Linked DNA regions of Homo sapiens: region 2 is linked to region 1. A link is a loop called in an ENCODE intact Hi-C map of the cell type or tissue named here. Cell type or tissue: psoas muscle. All regions are shown on one strand. Each heading gives the region's core, and the rest is flanking DNA. Links, peaks and the distances in the headings are about the cores only. Region 1 holds the start of LOC105374646 (a long non-coding RNA gene). Region 2 overlaps ADCY2 (adenylate cyclase 2).

Evidence for each region. A loop is a pair of places that touch in the nucleus more often than their neighbours do. Peaks named below come from ENCODE experiments on the same cell type or tissue, not always from the same donor. Only the 100,000 strongest peaks of a DNase experiment are listed, where the experiment ranks them.
Region 2: it touches region 1 in a loop (1.9-fold over the local background); 1 of 110 quality-filtered maps calls a loop at or near these places.

What each region holds. Positions count from the first base shown.
Region 1 is chr5:7,411,213-7,419,933 of GRCh38, reverse strand. ADCY2 (adenylate cyclase 2) reads right to left here. Exons shown (of 25, transcript NM_020546.3): 2 at 5,164-5,361. It overlaps LOC105374646 (a long non-coding RNA gene), which reads right to left and starts at 4,896. Exons shown (of 2, transcript XR_925763.3): 1 at 1,984-4,896; 2 at 1-704. RefSeq lists an enhancer at 1-27. In psoas muscle, for the core only: no CTCF peak of the experiment used is centred there; a DNase peak (open chromatin) is centred at 4,573; H3K4me3 peaks cover 1,842 bases; H3K27ac peaks cover 5,000 bases.
Region 2 is chr5:7,490,074-7,498,794 of GRCh38, reverse strand. All of the region lies in intron 2 of ADCY2 (adenylate cyclase 2), which reads right to left. Among named protein-coding and RNA genes, the nearest start is that of ADCY2, 98 kb to the right of the region's middle. In psoas muscle, for the core only: no CTCF peak of the experiment used is centred there; a DNase peak (open chromatin) is centred at 3,834; H3K27ac peaks cover 2,382 bases.

The sequences.
Region 1 (8,721 bases), core at 2,124-7,123:
AAAGCTGGGGTAGGATGGTGCCCCGCTCATAAACGAATGAGTGAAGTCATGTAAGGGAAGCACTCAGAACAGGGTCTGGCACTGGGTCCAGACCATGCACGTGCTAGCTGTCTGTGCTTGGTGCATGTTGCTGACTATGAGCTACACTCAAGCCACTGTACAGTTTAGAGTTAACCTTATATGAGGTCTGGCCTTGCCCTCAACTGCTGGAAGGTGACCTAGGCCCTTGGAATGTCCTGCCCGAGAAGAGTGTGTTTATTTATCTGGGGGCTTAGACCCCAGGACAGTCTGAATGTGGTTTATGATGGGAACTTAGAGCCCTGTGATGTCAGTGCTACCTCCAGAGGGACTGGAGAATAAAAGTGTCAGCCTCACCTTCGGAAGGCTGGAGACTAAAGGTCAGCTGTGCAGGCAGGACGTGATTGAGCCCCAGTGGAGAACTCTGAACATCAAAGGCTCAGTTGAGCTTCGGCAATAGATAATTCTCTTTGGCCATTGTGACATGTGGTTGTAGGAGAGCAGCACCAGCCATGACTCCACAGAGAGAGGACAACAGGGGCTCCATGTCTGGCGGTTTTCCTGGGCTCTTCTCTTTGCCAAAGTGCATCTGTATTCTCCCCATGTAGCAATCCCTAATCACAGCGATAACGGCTGTCACAAGTTCCGTGGGTTCTTCTAGAAAATTGTCCAATCTCTGGGTAGTCCTGGAAACCCCCCAGCTTGCAATTAGTATCAGCAATGAGAGTGGTCCTGCATAGACTGTTCCCTCTGACTGCATAGCAGGCTCATTCCTGCATCACTTTACAACTATGTTGTTAATTTAACCATCTTCCAGTGGGAACCATTCTATTCTAAAGGATACTGAAAGCAGCCTGCTTTCCTAAGCACAGTGCTTTCTTGAGCAAAGTGAACGTGCCGCAACACTTCCTAATGGCTAATTAAGGGGTATACATATATGAAGTCTGTAGTAAAAGACACCAGGGCTGGGTGCAGTGGCTCACGCCTGTAATCCCAGCAGTTTGGGAGGCCAAGGCAGGCAGATCATGAGGTCAGAAGTTCAAGGCCAGCCTGACCAATATGGTGAAACCCGTCTCTATTAAAAATACAAAAATTAGCCAGGTGTGGTGGCACGTGCCTATAATCCCAGCTACTCAGGAGGCTGAGGCAGGAGAACTGCTTGAACCCAGGAGGCGGAGGTTGTAGTGAGCCGAGATCGCACGACTGCACTCCAGCCTGGGTGACAGAGTGAGATTCAGTCTCAAAAAAAAAAAAAAAAAAAAAAAAAACAGAAGGTAGACTTTTGTTTTTAATTTCATTTTAAACCCCCATTCCCATAGAATGGACAGGGGCAGCTAGAAGTGTTGGGCAGGACTTCAGACTCTAGGAGGGGCAGGACTCGATGTCTCTCCAAGGGGTATGAGCCGGTCCACTGCATGAGGCACACACCCTGCCAATGCTCCTGGCTTAGGAATAGTGGGCAAAAATAGCTACAGCCACTGAGCCTGGCTATGGCCTTTTCTAAGCATCATGCCTTGGGTGAGAGGGCCTAGCAGACATAGCTGTGCTCCTCCCAGAAACATCCCCAGGCGGCAGGTTGAGCTGGCCTCCCAACCTGCAAAATTAACATGGAATACCTGGGCTGAGCCTCATATACACTCACGATCCAGGGCCCCAGTGGCGTGGGAAAGACAACCACAGAATGGTTGGGGTTATATTAGGGGCAGAGGTGAATATATTCGAATTCAAGATGTACGTAAAAGCAAAAATGTCAAGGTACACAGGGAGAGCTAAAACCAAGAAATTTGGCCAACAAATTCAACACCTGAGGGTAGTCAGTCTTGAGAAAATGACTATGATACAAGCATGTTTATGATCCTTAGGGAGATTTTTAAAAGCAGGCAGATGGTGTCAAAAAAACAAAATACATGTTATAAAACAACAACAGCAAAAAAGGTTAAAATACAAACAATAACAACAACAAACCTGAAGATGAAAATACAGTCATCTGTCAATGAACATATGAAATGAGAAGCTACTGGCTGCCAATGGCTGGACAGCATTCTGCTAAGGGTAAGGATAGGATACTGGAGAGACAGTCATGTCCCTGCCCAGAAGTTTATGTTCCAGCAGCAGACAATCAATAAACAAAGAGAGGGGTGTGTCCTGTAATTTAAGGTTCTATAAGTTGCCCTAAGTGCCATGGAAACACTCAAGCAAGGTGAGTGATGTTGCCTTATGAAGTGACAGATAGGGGTCAGGAAAGATCGTTCTAAGGACATGCAACCTGGGGACAAGAACATTCCAGACAGACAAAAGGACCTTATCCTGATTAATTGGTTCTATTATAAATAGTAACAATGATAAAGCAAACATTGTATTACTGGAATCTTCCATGTTCCCATCAAGTTAAACATCTGATGCCACTTACACTCTGTCCTGCCCCACTCAATTAGAAATCCTGGCTAAAATAATTAGACAAAATACTACATCAGAATAAGGTAAATTAAGGATATGAAAGGGAGAAAGAAAATTCTATACAAATAAATTGAGAGTCTCAGATCAACTAACAGAACCCAGAAGAGCCCACGGACACTGTAAGGTCAACATAAAAACAATAGTATTCTTATATATAAACACCGACCAATTAGCAAAGGTAATTTTTAAAATTCTGTTTATAAAACAACAAAAAGACTTTAGGTACCTAAGATTGAGTCTAACGAAAATTATTATTGATTTTATGAAGAAAAAAAAGAGTCTCCGAAGGAACAAAAAGTAATCAGAATTCTTTGATAGACATGCCATGCCATTTGATGAAAAGACGAAACACAAAAAGAGCATATTTCTGGATGTTTTATACACGACCCTTTCATTAATTCTTAGGCTTTAAATATCTTTCATAACAAAAATTTAGAAATTCAATATAATTTAAATCCAGAACCCAAATGGACTTTTCATTGAACATGACAAACTGATCCGTAATAAAAAGTGAGCTAAAAACATTCTGAACAAGAAGAGGTACTTGGCCTCCCAGACACTAAGTCTTCCTAGAAACCTGTAACTTTAAAACAAGATGGCTTTGGTGCAAGAAGAGACCACCAGATCCAGGCAACCGACCAGCAGGATCTTAACTGTTCTCCTGTTTACATTACCTGGGCACCAGTATGCACGCAACAGGATGTCTAGGCTGCTGGGGGAGAAAATTTTTAAACAGTAATTTTTAAAATTACCTTTTCTAATTGGTCAATGTTGATGCATAAGAATACTATTGTTTTTATATTGATCCTGCAGTCGTGGTGGGCTCTCTTATGAGTTCTGTTAGTTGATCTGAGACTCCCAGTTTATTTGTATAGATAGTATGGTCATCTGCAGATAATTAGAATTTTCTTTCTCCCTCTCATGTTTACCTTATTGTTATGTAGTATTTTGTCTAATTGTATTAGCCAGGATTTCTAATTGAGTGGGGAAGGACAGAGTGTAAGTGGCATCAGGAGCACAGAGAGTGAAGGAGAGAGCGGGGAGTGTGAGGGAGAGGAAGAAGCCAGACAGAGCATGGGGGCCGCGCCCAGCCCTCCAAGGGGCTCTAGTGGGAGAGTGATAAAGGAGAGGTGATGGCGCCCGCCGGGTCTTGTGTCCACTATGACAGTGTCCTCTTAGAGCCATAAAGACTAACTTGAGTTCACTTAGTCCAGCCTCCTCCCTTTGCCCAAGAAATGGAGGCACAAAGAGAATAATGGCTTGGCAGAGGTCACATGACTACTTACCAACAGAACCCACTGGCCAGCTCATCTCTGGGCTCTTTCCAACTGAGGCACACCAACAGTATTCTGTCCCTTGACATGGCTTTTGAGCCATTCTGTCCACACCCTCTGGAAACCCTGGAAACCCTCCCTACAGCAGTGTACCCTCACTGGCTCTCTTCTCCCCATCATGGCTCCTCTATTCCTTTCCAGATCCTGTTCCTGGCACACCCCTGGCTCTCAATGTCCCCATCAACCCTGCGACAGCCCTCTCAGCTACTCAGTCACCCTCTCCCTGGATGGCTTCAAAACTCCATGTCTCGGTTGACAAGCTCTAAACTAGTAGCTCACATCTCAGCCTAGGCCTGTCCCCTAGACAACACACCATTTATCACGCTGTCAGATGAATATGCTGGGAGCAGCCACCCACATAGCAGCAGCACTACAGAAAAAAGCCAATAGTTAGACAACACTCTCCTCAGGATATGACCTGAGGCCCAGAGCCTCAAAAGGTGCAAAATGAATGAATGTGGGTTTTTCAGCAGGTATCCGAAGCCACCCCTTCAATAGCTTGTGACCATGTGGAGGGAAAATCAGTGTCACAGAAGTAGGAAGGGTCTTTAAGTAGGAAAATTCTAGTAATTGAGAAGGAATTTAAGGACAACAACCAGTCCTGGAGGGTTGCAAGCACCTGGAGAAATAGGAAGCCTAGACAAGGCACTCCGGAAACAGAAGGACTGAGTTGTCGAAACTGTGGTTCGAGATGTAAAACAAGGCTACGGACAGAATTGAAGCTCAGCTATCCGAAACAAGTGACAGTATGAGGCCCCGGCCAGCTCCTTGGCTGTGGTACGATGGGTTTGCTAAAATGAGGACAGAGTGACTTTGACCATGAGTCAAAGACAGCTATTTCAAAAGCCTTTGTTCTCTGTGCCTGGCTTATTTCACTTCCAGTTAGACAGGAGGAATAAGATTCAGTGATCTATTGCATAACATGCTGACCATAGTTAATAATAATGTATTGTATATTTCAAAATTGCTTAAAGAGTAGATTTTAAAGCTTCTCACCAAAAAACTATGGAAGTGACATGTTGCATATAATTAGATTTAATTTTATATTAAACACATATGTATCCAATTATACACACACACATATACATACACATACACATCTATACAAATACACATACATACAGATATAAATACACATACATACAGATATAAATACATATACCTTGTACCCCATAATACATACAATTATAATTTGTTGATTAAAAATAAATTTTAGCAATATAAATCGAAAAAAATAGACTCTGCTCTCAGTTATAGGACTCCTCTTCAAAGTTTAAGGCCAAGTTGTTTACAGAACTAAGTATGTCACAAATCAAGACATAAAAGAAGTACAAAAAATATTTTCACACCTTACCTGGTCCCAGGGAGAGACGGTGCCTCCAAAACACATGAACAGGTATCCCATGGCAACAAGGCATATCCATATCACCAACGAGAAGAGGCGCAGCAGCTTCTTAAACACAGACTCGATGCAGACCAGGATAAATATCGCAAAGAAAATCGCCAGGGCAGTTGGAACTGTTATTAGAAACGCCACATGGTCTTCAACTTCCTGAGGAGATAAAAAAATACATGGAAAAGTTACCATTTAGAGACACTGTGATACCAATGATTTATGTTGTTAAAATGTCATCAACGCTTGTCAATGTCAGAATATATTGGGTTTAAGAAATTGTTTTGAAAGTAGAACAGTTTGAACATTTAAAATTCAAGTTTCATAATAAATAAGCATGTTTTTCTAAATAGATAATCCAATGTTGGATATTTAAAATAGGACAAACAATATCTCATCAAAGTTACATCTTCCCTGATAAATGCAGAAATGGATTTTATTCAGAAGTGAATGTAAGAACACATTAATGCCAGGAGAAAATAAGACAACCAACTTCTCTCCCTAAATCAGAGGAGCAGAAAAACCCCGGCCTTAGAAAACTATCTTGCAAATGGATTTTAAATGTTTTATTTAAAAAACTTCTTTCAAAATTATCTGTTTTTATGGTGATGAGCTTTTATTTTAATGCATGGCAATTAATGTTTTGATGGGATCATAGGTTAATAGAAAAGGGTCAGAAAGTGCTGAATATGGAACGTGAGGGAGCGGGAAATGCATACAGGAGGGCGCCATGTTTGTTATTTCTCTCTCAAGAGAGATGGAGAAAATAAAATAACAAACATGGCAAAAAGAAACAAGCAAAAAGAAAATGGGCATTTATTATTCACTTCTTACTAATGTATTTCTTTACATTTATTTTGACACACAATTTTTTTTTATTTATCTCTTCCTTACCACATGACAAAGACCCACTATTTCCATTCTACACAAGTTCAACTCCACATACAGACATTATGTTTCATTTGATTACACAAGCCTGGGCTTAGGCTTTAGCTTCTGCAAAACATTATGCTGGAAGCTTGCTATGGACAGCGTTTACTATGGAACAGAATACAGTGTAAGGTCTTTAATCCTCACCCAAACATGTGTAGTTAACAGAAATATCCACAGACACTTCTATTAAAAAAAAAAACCGGCCGGGTGCGGTGGCTCACGCCTGTAATCCCAGTACTTTGGGAGGCCGAGGCGGGCAGATCACAAGGTCAGGAGATCGAGACCATCCTGGCTAACACGGTGAAACCCAGTCTCTACTAAAAATACAAAAAAAAAAATTAGCCGCGCGTGGTGGCAGGCGCCTGTGGTCCCAGCTACTCCGGAGGCTGAGACAGAGAATGGCGTGAACCTGGGAGGCGGAGCTTGCAGTGAGCCGTGAGCGCGCCACTGCACTCCAGCCTGGGCGCCAGAGCGAGACTCCGTCTCAAAAAAGAAAAAAGAAAAAAAAAACCCCAAGGCTGGGACCATATATGGGACTTACAAAGGGACTGTCTGTCTGGTGATCTCTATTCTTTACAGGTGGGCACAAGGTTCATTCCACCCACTGGCAGCTCTAACTTCACACTGGAAATGGCTCCATGCAAATACCAAGCAACGAAGCACAGGGAGATGGGGAAACAGAGCAGACCAGCCAAAAATCCACACGGAGTCTTGGTTCCCAAGGAGGGAAAAAGCCAGAATCCAAGCCCTCTTAACTGACATCGTTTCCCTTTCTCTCCCACAATTATGTGTGTTAAATGATGCCTGGGAAAGAGGCAAGAGGAACAACAAGAATGGTAAATGCTAGTAAGTGCTACTTGTGCTAAGCAGGCTTACATATATTAACCTCTTTAATCTTTACAACCACCATCCTGGTAGGGGCAGGCAGGATGGGGGGCACTAGTGTTAGTTCCATTCTACAGCTGACGAAACTGAGGCACAGAGAAGGGCTGCCATGGATTGTCCAGCTGGTGGGTGAGACAGGCCTCCAGCCAGGCATAGCCTGTGGGTCTGTGGTCCTGCAGCAGACAGTGAACTCAACCGAATGGGGCTAGTTGTTGCCGTGGCCGAAAGAATGTGTGTTTCCAGAACTGGCAGAAAACAAGTAGATCAAATGAGATGTTCTTTTTCTCTCCCTCCACTGCTATTTTTAGCCACGATTAAGTGCCTAAGTTATTACTCTTACCCTCAGACACAGTTTACAATTGCTGCAAAAGGGTATTAGGTGTCTGCCAGGCTGCGAGCACTCCCCGGCACTCAGACACCACGAACAAACGGACACGTGGGACATGACAGCGTGTTATCTGAGGACATCAAATCTGAGATTATGACCACTGCACACATGGTGCCATGAAAACTGATTTAACTTAAACCTCCCCAAATGAGCCTCACTGAGCTGTGGACAGAAAACTAACCAGTAAATAATCAGGAAACCTATTTCCTAGTATGACTTTTTTTTCCAGTCATTTCATTATCCCAGCAGGGGTGAAACAATCATTGACTTTACTGGCTCTTAGATCTCCAGAAAGACTGAAAAACCATGCAAAAATATGCATGACTGTAAAGTGACAATTAGTAGAGCAGGGAACCAGGGAACAAGAAGATGCTGATATAGTCCTTCCAGGAAGCAGAGAAGAAACGGAATGACCTGTAAGAGCTTTCCCGTGCTTCTCTTTTTTTTTTTTGAGACGGAGTCTCGCTCTGTCGCCCAGGCTGGAGTGCTGTGGCGGGATCTCGGCTCACTGCAAGCTCCGCCTCCTGGGTTCACGCCATTCTCCTGCCTCAGCCTCCCAAGTAGCTGGGACTACAGGCGCCCGCCACTACGCCCGGCCAATTTTTTGTATTTTTAGTAGAGACGGGGTTTCACCGTTTTAGCCGGGATGGTCTCGATCTCCTGACCTCGTGATCCGCCCGCCTCGGCCTCCCAAAGTGCTGGGATTACAGGCGTGAGCCACCGCGCCCGGCCGTGCTTCTCTTTTAAAGGATCTCTCTGTCAACAAGACAGAGACCCAGTGTCTTATTTTTCTGGGTAAAGTATGTAAGACTTGATTTTGATTTTGGTTCTAAATTGTAAACTCTCTATTTTTTCTCTCTCTTTTTTAAAAATCAGATCCCCGAGATGTGATTTGTCAGGGCTGCAGGTGACTTCTCCATCATTAATCACAGTGAGCACAGTGTCTGGGTCCTACAGCCCTCTTAGAGTCCTGCAAAAATGTTTAAATTTCTTTCAAAATGAGAACAGCCAAAAAAGCACAAACTCTTAGGGTCAAAGATTACATACATCTTTATGACAATGCAGTTGCAAACTATAAAGAGGACTTTGACCTCTGAAGTCCTAATCTAGGTCATGATCCTCAGTGGCTGGTGGTGTGCCTGCCCTCCCCAGATGGGTGACGTTAGCAGGTGGGTTCTGCATAGCAGAGGAGGAGAGTCATCCTCAGACCACACACCCCCACCTCAGAGGGTGAGCCAGAGGCTCTGACGGCCAACGGCTTGAGACAGTCAGCTGCTGCTTGTGAGGCCTGTGACCCTAACCTTTGCAAAAGC
Region 2 (8,721 bases), core at 1,682-6,681, 79 kb before region 1:
TTGTTCTTCTGCTAGTGGACATGTAGGTAGTTTTCTAATTTAAACTACTACCACAGTGCTGCTGTGAACATTCTTGTACATATCTTTGATGAATATATTTTAACATTTATGTTGAATATAAACTGAGGAATGAAATTGCTGTGCAGTAGGCTGTGCACATGTTGAACTATAGTAGATACTAATTTACAGTTTTTCAAGTAGTTGAACCAATTTACATTATCAAAAGCATTGTATAAGAGTTTTACTTGGCCGGGCACGGTGGCTCACGCCTGTAATCCCAGCACTTTGGGAGGCTGAAGCAGGCGGATCACGAGGTCAGGAGATCGAGACCATCCTGGTTAACACGGTGAAACCCCGTCTCTACTAAAAATACAAAAAATTAGCCAGGTGCGGTGGGGGGCGCCTGTAGTCCCAGCTACTTGGGAGGCTGAGGCAGGAGAATGGCGTGAACCTGGGAGGTGGAGTTTGCAGTGAGCCAAGATTGTGCCACTGCACCCCAGCCTGGGCGATAGAGCGAGACTCTGTCTTAAAAAAAAAAAAAAAAAAAAAAAAAAACGAAAAAAGAAAAAGAGTTTTACTTACTCTATATCCTTGTCAATACTACTCCCATTTATAAGTTTGATTATCTCTATATTTTCAGAAATTATAACATTTACATATACTGTTCTCCCACACTTGTCTCTACTTTCATTTTACTCTCGGATCTACAGAGTATCCATAAAGTTTGAAAAGAGATAATATTGTTTTTACTATTATTGTTGTTTTTGTTTTACAAAATGAAGGTGTCCTAGAAAACACTGTAAATGTTCACCCATGCTTCCAGTTTCAATGAATACACTGCAGAACTCAGTATATTCACTTATTCAATGGACACCCTAAGTCCTTTTGTCTATGTTTTTCAGTCATTTCTTCTTAGATAATTCTGGTCCTTCAGTCTGGTGCTACTGAAAGTGTTGTCTACCGACTGGTAACTGGTTAAATAAATATAAGAAACTTGTGCCAAATTAAATACATTATTTCACTAAGAACATTGTTTAGTTCAGGCAACTTTTTTTTTTCGGTGCAATTTCTTCCTAATTCCACCTGGGCATGGTTTCCATATCCGGCTCTGCTGGTAGCTTGTACGTGAAAGTTTATTTCTCAACATAAAAATTACATAGGTGCTTGCTAATTTCTCTCTCCTCATTATGGATGAATTATGAATGACTTTTGGATGCTTTCATTTGCTCTCCTTATTGATGCAATTTTTTTGGAGGGATGTGTGAAAAAATTTAGATTATGAGGCCGCCTCAACTAGATATTACTGACACTAGAATACTGAAACTGGAAACTGTAATTTCCTGTTTTTATTCCCAAATGGTTAGCTAACACTTTTTTTGAAGGCTCAAATTAATTTCCCACTGATTCGAAATGACACATTTATACTTGAAACTATTTCTGTTCCAGCTATCCATTTTTATTCTTTTAATTATAAACCATATACATTTTAATATCACAAAAATTCAAGTAATTCTCTACAGATCTGCTTTATATAACTGCCCTGGTTATTCTTGTTTGTGTATCTTCCATACTGTTAGTGACATGTGATTAATCTTCCCATACTTGCATGTGTATTTTGGTTGAGACTGCCTTCATTTGAGAGATTAAAGATGGGAAATTTGATACTTTTTAAAGAACATTGCATCTTCATAAGTGGGAATGTGCTTTATCTTTGGATGCATTGATAGCTTCTCTTATGGCATTCCTTAAAGTTTGATAGTTTTCTTCAAGAAATTCTGAACAATTCAAGTGTAGTTGGGAAATTAATAAGGACCTGAGTCTATATATTTAAGGGTCAATTAAGTACCTGAGAAAACTGACCTAAAACGATTAATGCCAAGGAAATTCTGACCATTGCTTATGTTTATTCCTAGATATATTATTGCTGATATATTCATATAAAATATTCCTAGATATATTATTCATGTAAATAAAGTTATTGCCCCATTATATTTGCTAACTTTTTGTTCCTTATATATTGGAAAGTAGTTAAGCTTCACTCCTAACGTAATTAATCCCTCCATTAATGCTAGTGGTTTTCAATTGAGTCTCTCGTTTATCAGGAGCTAATACTAAAAATGACTAAAATTTACAGAGGGCATACTCTCTGTCAACTATTGTAAAATAATAATCTTATATGCATTATCCAATTTATTTTAACAACAAAATTGTGAAGTATATGGTATTAATATTCTCAATTGAAAAATTAAATATTAAAGCTTAGAGAGGTTAAATAACATGGCCGAATTCATTCAGCTATTATATATCAAGGTCAATGTGTAATAGCCACAATTAGTGATCATTTTTTCTTATCCTTTCTGTATACTTTCATTTTTCTCCTTGTTCAACCAGCTTGGTTAAGTACAGTGTTACCCAACAGAATTAAGAGCACACACCCTCTTTAGTCTTCGTCTTAATGATAATTCCTCCAATGTTACATTCCTAAGAATTTGGAGTTAGCGATTTTTATTAAAATGTTGTTGCTTTTATAAACATTTTATAAAGTGTATAGGAAATTTCCTTTTGATTTTTTATCTTGCTAAGAGTTTCTCCCCTATAAATTAGAGTGGATTTATCAGAACTATTATTCAGCATGCCCTTTTGCATGGTGTGTTGTTTGCCTTCAAAATCAAATATTTAATGAAAAATCATAAGTCTTAGACAACCCCTGATAGTTCCAATCTTTGGTTCTTACATTTTAAACAGGCCATTCACACTTTAATCTTGGACTATGCAGCAGCAACAACCACCCTTCAGTGCTTGCCTAGGAGAACTGCACTTACAATGGGTTACTTTGCAGAGAAAGAACACACATGTATTGGTAGGCGTGAAAGAAAATTATTTTTATAAATTCAGTCATCTTCTACGTGATTACTCCTTTTTCTAAAATGAAAACTTTCCACTGACTGGCTAAATAATTCATTGAAAGTGCCTCCAAATCTATTTCTAAATTTAAGAAATGAAAAGTATTTCACAGACTATTTTTAGATAAGGATGTCAAAATGTTCAGATTTAGCATACTCGCATAACGTTCCAGAGGGAAAAAAAGGTACAGTATGATTGTTCCAGGTTTACTTGTAATGAGACCAACTGCATTGGAAATAAAACACTATTTAAGAAGCAACTTTTATTACCAACAGATGAAATAACTTAGTCTCCTCAAGATTAAAAGCAATTCATAAATACACTCATTTTAGGTCATTTTGTGCAAAAATAACTATCCTCCTTTGCAAATAGATTTAGATTCATTTTCTGGGAACAAAACAAAATTTCTGATATTAAGGTCTGCTATTCTTCTGCAATAATATCCCGTTTTATGCTTATAGCATTAATTTCCAAAGCTAATTAATTTATCCTATCTTAAGAGTTCATGGTAGCAGACTAGAGTCTTCCAAACAAAAGAGCTTGATGATGCAATGAAGCTCGAAATTCCTGACACAGAGATACAGGCGTTTCCTGGCACACAAGGAACAAGGGCACAAGTTCCCACGAAGCCAATTTAACTCCTTTTATTTAGAGCATATTCAGGAGTGAAGTCAGATGCAGAACATGGAGGTGAGGCACGGGGGTGATTAGGGCTAACATACATGTGCAGGCACCTAAACATGGCTTATAGACTAGACTGCACTAAAGATAGTCACCAGGATATTAAATATGGGTTTGCCTGAGTTTTGTTTTATCTTTGAGACATGGAAAATTTGAGCAAGAAATGGTAAAAGCAAAGTGACAGCAGAGATGAGGAAAAGCTGGACAATTCCCCAGACAGGGTGTGGCCAAGCCTTGGGTGCAGCCACTGGCACATCCACAACATGGCAGCTGGTCCGGTGTTCTCTCAGAGAAGCTTGGTTTGGAAGGATGGAGCCAACAGTTACAACACCCTTTCCACTGTCTAAAGTTTAGTCAAACCTACAAGTTCAACTAATCAAAATGAAGTCTGTTTCTTTTTCTTGTTCTTAACACCTTGTTGAATTCTGTTACTTGACACCTTGGTAGGTCTCCAGGCAATTCACACTTTGCTGGAAACCTACAACAGCATTACCAAGTCCTTACTGTGGCATTAAAATGGAGCTGAGAGTCTCTGCCTCCGTAACCACTAACACTAATTAAAGAGTTCACTCCCACTAGCCTTGAGCCCCCACCATCTGCCAGGCCTGGAGGAGCCCTTGGAAACAGGATCCAGACCTTGCTCACTAGGATGGGTTAAGGATGGTGAAATTTGAGCACATGTAAGAAGTACCCAGCTCAGTTTTGAATAACAGGGAAAATACTACAAGAAGCACAATGTCCCATGCAAAGACTTCAAAGTAGAGTGCAGCATGTGCAGAGGGAGGGAAAGCGTAGAGTTGAGAGCAGAGAGAGAAGGGGAAGCCAAAGCACCTGCAGATTCATGAGCTTCAGCAAGAAGTTTAGAATTGATCAGGGGTATGAGGAGCTACAGAAGGGTTCCAAGCAGGGAGTGGGATTTGACCACACTGGAGTTTTAGTAAGATTATCCGCCCTGGTGAGACTGGGTTGCAGAGGCTTGAGCTGGAGATAGGGCAACAGCAGGAAGCAGGTGATTCCCCTGGATGGGTGGACCGAATGGAAAAAAGCACCTGAGGGCTGCCAGCAAAGCAGGGTGCATGTCAGCACCAGAGCTCAGCACCAGCTTGTGCCTCTCATCACTGGGGGCCCCTGTCTGCACATATTTGACTGCTGAGGCAGAACCAAGCCTACATTGCACAGAGCAGGAGGGACCTGGGGACCTTTCCTCTCTGCAGCTCGGCTTTTCCAGAGGATCCTCCTCTGGTTTCCACCGGGACCGGGGAGAGAGCGTTATAGGGCTGGCTGCTGGGTTTATGGACCTGAGCCAGGGGTACAGACTTGCACTTATTTGACTCAGTTTCCTTTCTGCCTCAACCTGCCTTCCCCTAGGCCAGGGTTGCTAGAGATGGAAGACTTCCTCTTTTACTTAGGATGAATCAGCAACAATTTGTGTATCTCAGAGCAGTTGTTGTATCCCGTGATTGAACTCCTGAAGCTCCCAGCTCCACTATCCCTCCATCACTTTCTATGTGTGGTCCTATCTCTCTCCACTAAGAAAACAGAGGACAGCAAGAGCCAATCTCCTCAAATTCACACTCCTGCCATCCCAAAGCTGCATGCCTACTGTCTTCACATCTTCTAGGAAGGGATCCCCCTCTAACCCCACATTGTAGACATCGTCGTTTCCAGCCTTAAACAACAGAGTTCCAGCAATTATTTATTCCTTGTCCATCCATGTTGGTGTCCATTTTCAGATCCTTACAGTTTAAAAACAGGCTTATGTTTCTTTCTTTCTATATAAAGGCACCCGATACCCCCTCTCCTCTCTCCTTCACTCCCCTGTCCTCTTCTTAGAGGAGTAACAGGCACTCACTTCCTCTTATTCATCTTCCTGCCACTCCATTCATAGAAGAGCTGCTACCCTCAAAGCCCTGCTGAGAACCTTTTGGAAGGCTGCCCATGCCCTCATTGACAGCTCATGGAGAGATGGACCCAGGCTTTCTCTTCACTGTCTTTCCTTCCAAACTTACAGATCAGTGCTGACTCCTGGCTTTCCTCCCATACCTCTTACTTTACTTCTGCTTTCTTTTTCTTCATTTTTTAACTCCTTGACCTTCTCTTACATCAATGGTTTGCAATCTCTTTGCCATTAGCCACTGCCCTGAGACACTGAGGAAGTCAAGCTGTCTCCCCACAGCCACACTCTTCCCAGGACATAGCTCAGAACCCCGGCTGAGCACAAGAGCAATGGCCATGAACTCAGGATGCAGCCCGGGCCCTCACAGCTCCTCACTATGTCCTTTTTCCTTAGCAGGGGTCTCATCACAGCCACAGCATCACTACTGCACCACTGAATGCAGGTGGAAGAGCCCCAATCTATAACTGCAGCTCACCCTCCTCTGACTTCCAGAACTATAGTGTCTTCTATTTACCCTTCATTACTATTATAACACCTTCACCTCCCCAAACTGGACTCTGCAAGCCACTCCGTTAACCTCCCCAAACGACTCTGCAAGTCACTCCATTAACCTCCCTCCTCTGGCCTTTTTCTCCTCTCAGATGCAAATCTCTGTTAAAGGCACCACCTTCCTCCCCAGTGTTTAACTTAGGAATCTCAGAGTTGCTCCCACATCTAACTGATCTATAAGATCTGGCAGCTCGATGATTCAATTCTCCAAATATCCATTGCCTCTGGCTCCCTTTCTTGACTCCTACAGTCCTTCCTTTAATATCTGTTCATCTTCTGATGGCTTATTACAGTCATTTTCTAACTGAGCTCCCAGGGGCTGGTCTTAACGTCCTGCAATCTAACTTCCCCATGGCAAAACTGCTGAAACATGGATATGATCACATTCCTCCAATGCCCCCAAAAGATTGGATGATTAATCAATGCTAATGCAAAACATTCCATCCTGTGGTGTGACACTACAGGTCTTTACAATCGCACCTCCACCTATCATTGTGGTCCCACTTCCAAACATGTCACTGACCAACATACGCCCTGTCCTGTGGTCACAGCATGACACAGTGATTTGTGTCCTTCTCACCTCCATCCTTGTGATGGTCCCTTTCTAGGTTCCCCTGTGCCCTTTCAACCTGGTCAAGAATTTCCTACTGAAAACCCAAGTCCAGTGCAGGAGGGTGATCCCTGCTGCTGAGAAGCAGACATCTACAGCACCTGGCACCCTGGCCCATGTGCCCTCCACCCCGTGACACCTGTGCTCTTTCAGGGCAGAGCCCCTGTGTTACTCAGTGCTGTGCAACAGACAGCCTGGCACACACAGGAAGTTCAGTTAGTTCTTTTTAAAATTTAATAAATGACCACAATGTGGAACATGGAAACAGAATATAGTAATAGATAGATGAATAAAACAGAACAACTTGTTTGGTTGTTTTGTGCTTATAAAAAACACATTCTAAATTTTCCCAAATGGAAATAGTAATCATTAAAGAAAGATAAACATTAATAATATAAAAAATTAGTTTCATATTATAATATGATGTCAACAACCCAGTTAGGGGCTATAACTTATATGTTACATAAAGTAGTGATTTTAACATCTATTTTAGACCTAAAAATATCAATGGCTTATGTTCTAAATTATCTACCAAAATTATATAAACTGTTTTTCTATATATAATGCACAAAAAGAAAAGAACAAAAAATGATTCTTCAAAGTAAAAATAATAATGGGTTAACTTGTTCCCTTATGAGATTCACCAGGGATCAATTTTATATAATTAGCATTTTTATTAGTTTCTAAGTCCTCTTACAAACACAAAGATAAATGGAAGAAAGTAGGTAATGTGATAAAAAATATATATCATTTTGAGCCTGTAATCCCAGCTGCTCAGGAGGCTGAGGCAGGGAGAATGGCTTGAAGTCAGGAGGCGGAGGTTGCAGTGAATTGAGATGGTGCCATTGCACTCCAGCCTGGGCAACAGAGCAAGACTGTGTCTCAAAAAAAAAAAAATCATTTTTAATTAGATCATTTTTGAACCAAGCACAGATATGTGAGAATACATCCTGAGTATCATAGAATTCAAGTTATTAAATAGATAAAATTATAATTTGTTGATAAACCAAGTAAAACACTCAGCTACCATTTATCAATTATAGTAAGGCATTCCCCTTATTTAATTTTGTACCTCTTGGATGGCCATGTAACATAATTAATCTAATTGTGTGCATTTTGTGATTTTCTTACTAGTATTTTAATTGTAAGGAGCATGTTATTTTTTAATGCAATAGCATCATCCTTTCCCTCAAGTTTATGTCCTCAATTACGTATATTTCATTTTCAGAGTTTCTATTTCTTACTTGTATCATATTAAATGACACCATTATTTAACAGACACCTGACTTACGGTGACTGTGATTTATAACATTTTTAATGGGTCTTCTCTAAATTTCCAGTTAAGTGACATGTCTGTTCAGGTGGTCTTTGGAAAGGTTGCTTGGCATACCTTAAACCAAGTAGATTTAAGACACTTAACCATCTGTCAGGCAATACCATCCCCAAAATGATGGTGTGCCTGTGTGTGTGTGCATGCATGTGTGTGTGTGCATGCATGCATGTGTGTGTGTGCGTGTGTGTTTACTGGCTAGAGCCTTTGAAATACATGTGCTGATTACCTATAAGGTACATTTCTATTCTTTACATTTATTTTTCAGATTGGGACAATAAAATCAGACTAGGAGAATTTCCATGTCTGTGTATGTACTAAAGCCTCTGTGGCCTCATTGCTCCTAATGTCTAGTGCTAAATTCACCTCATCAAGGCCATTCTACCTCTCAGTGGCAGGCATATCTCTGTTCATGCATTGTTTCCTATTCACCCTACAGGGGTCATGAGTGGGTGAGGCACACAGTAATCAGCTTGCAATGAATTACAAACAGTTAAATACTCTCCTTTGAAAATAGTTCAATTTAATATCATGGAAAGTAACTTCTTAAAGATATAAACCATGGTATTAATGGAATAAAAGAACAACGCTTATAGAAGCTATTCTTATTAAACAACACCTACTAGTTGTAATAAGAAAAAGAACTAATGTCAATTATGTATATTTTAATCTATGAAAACTTTCTTACTGTCATAGTAATAATGAACCTCCAATCACATAGCACATTGCCTCTTCTCAGAAATAGTACCC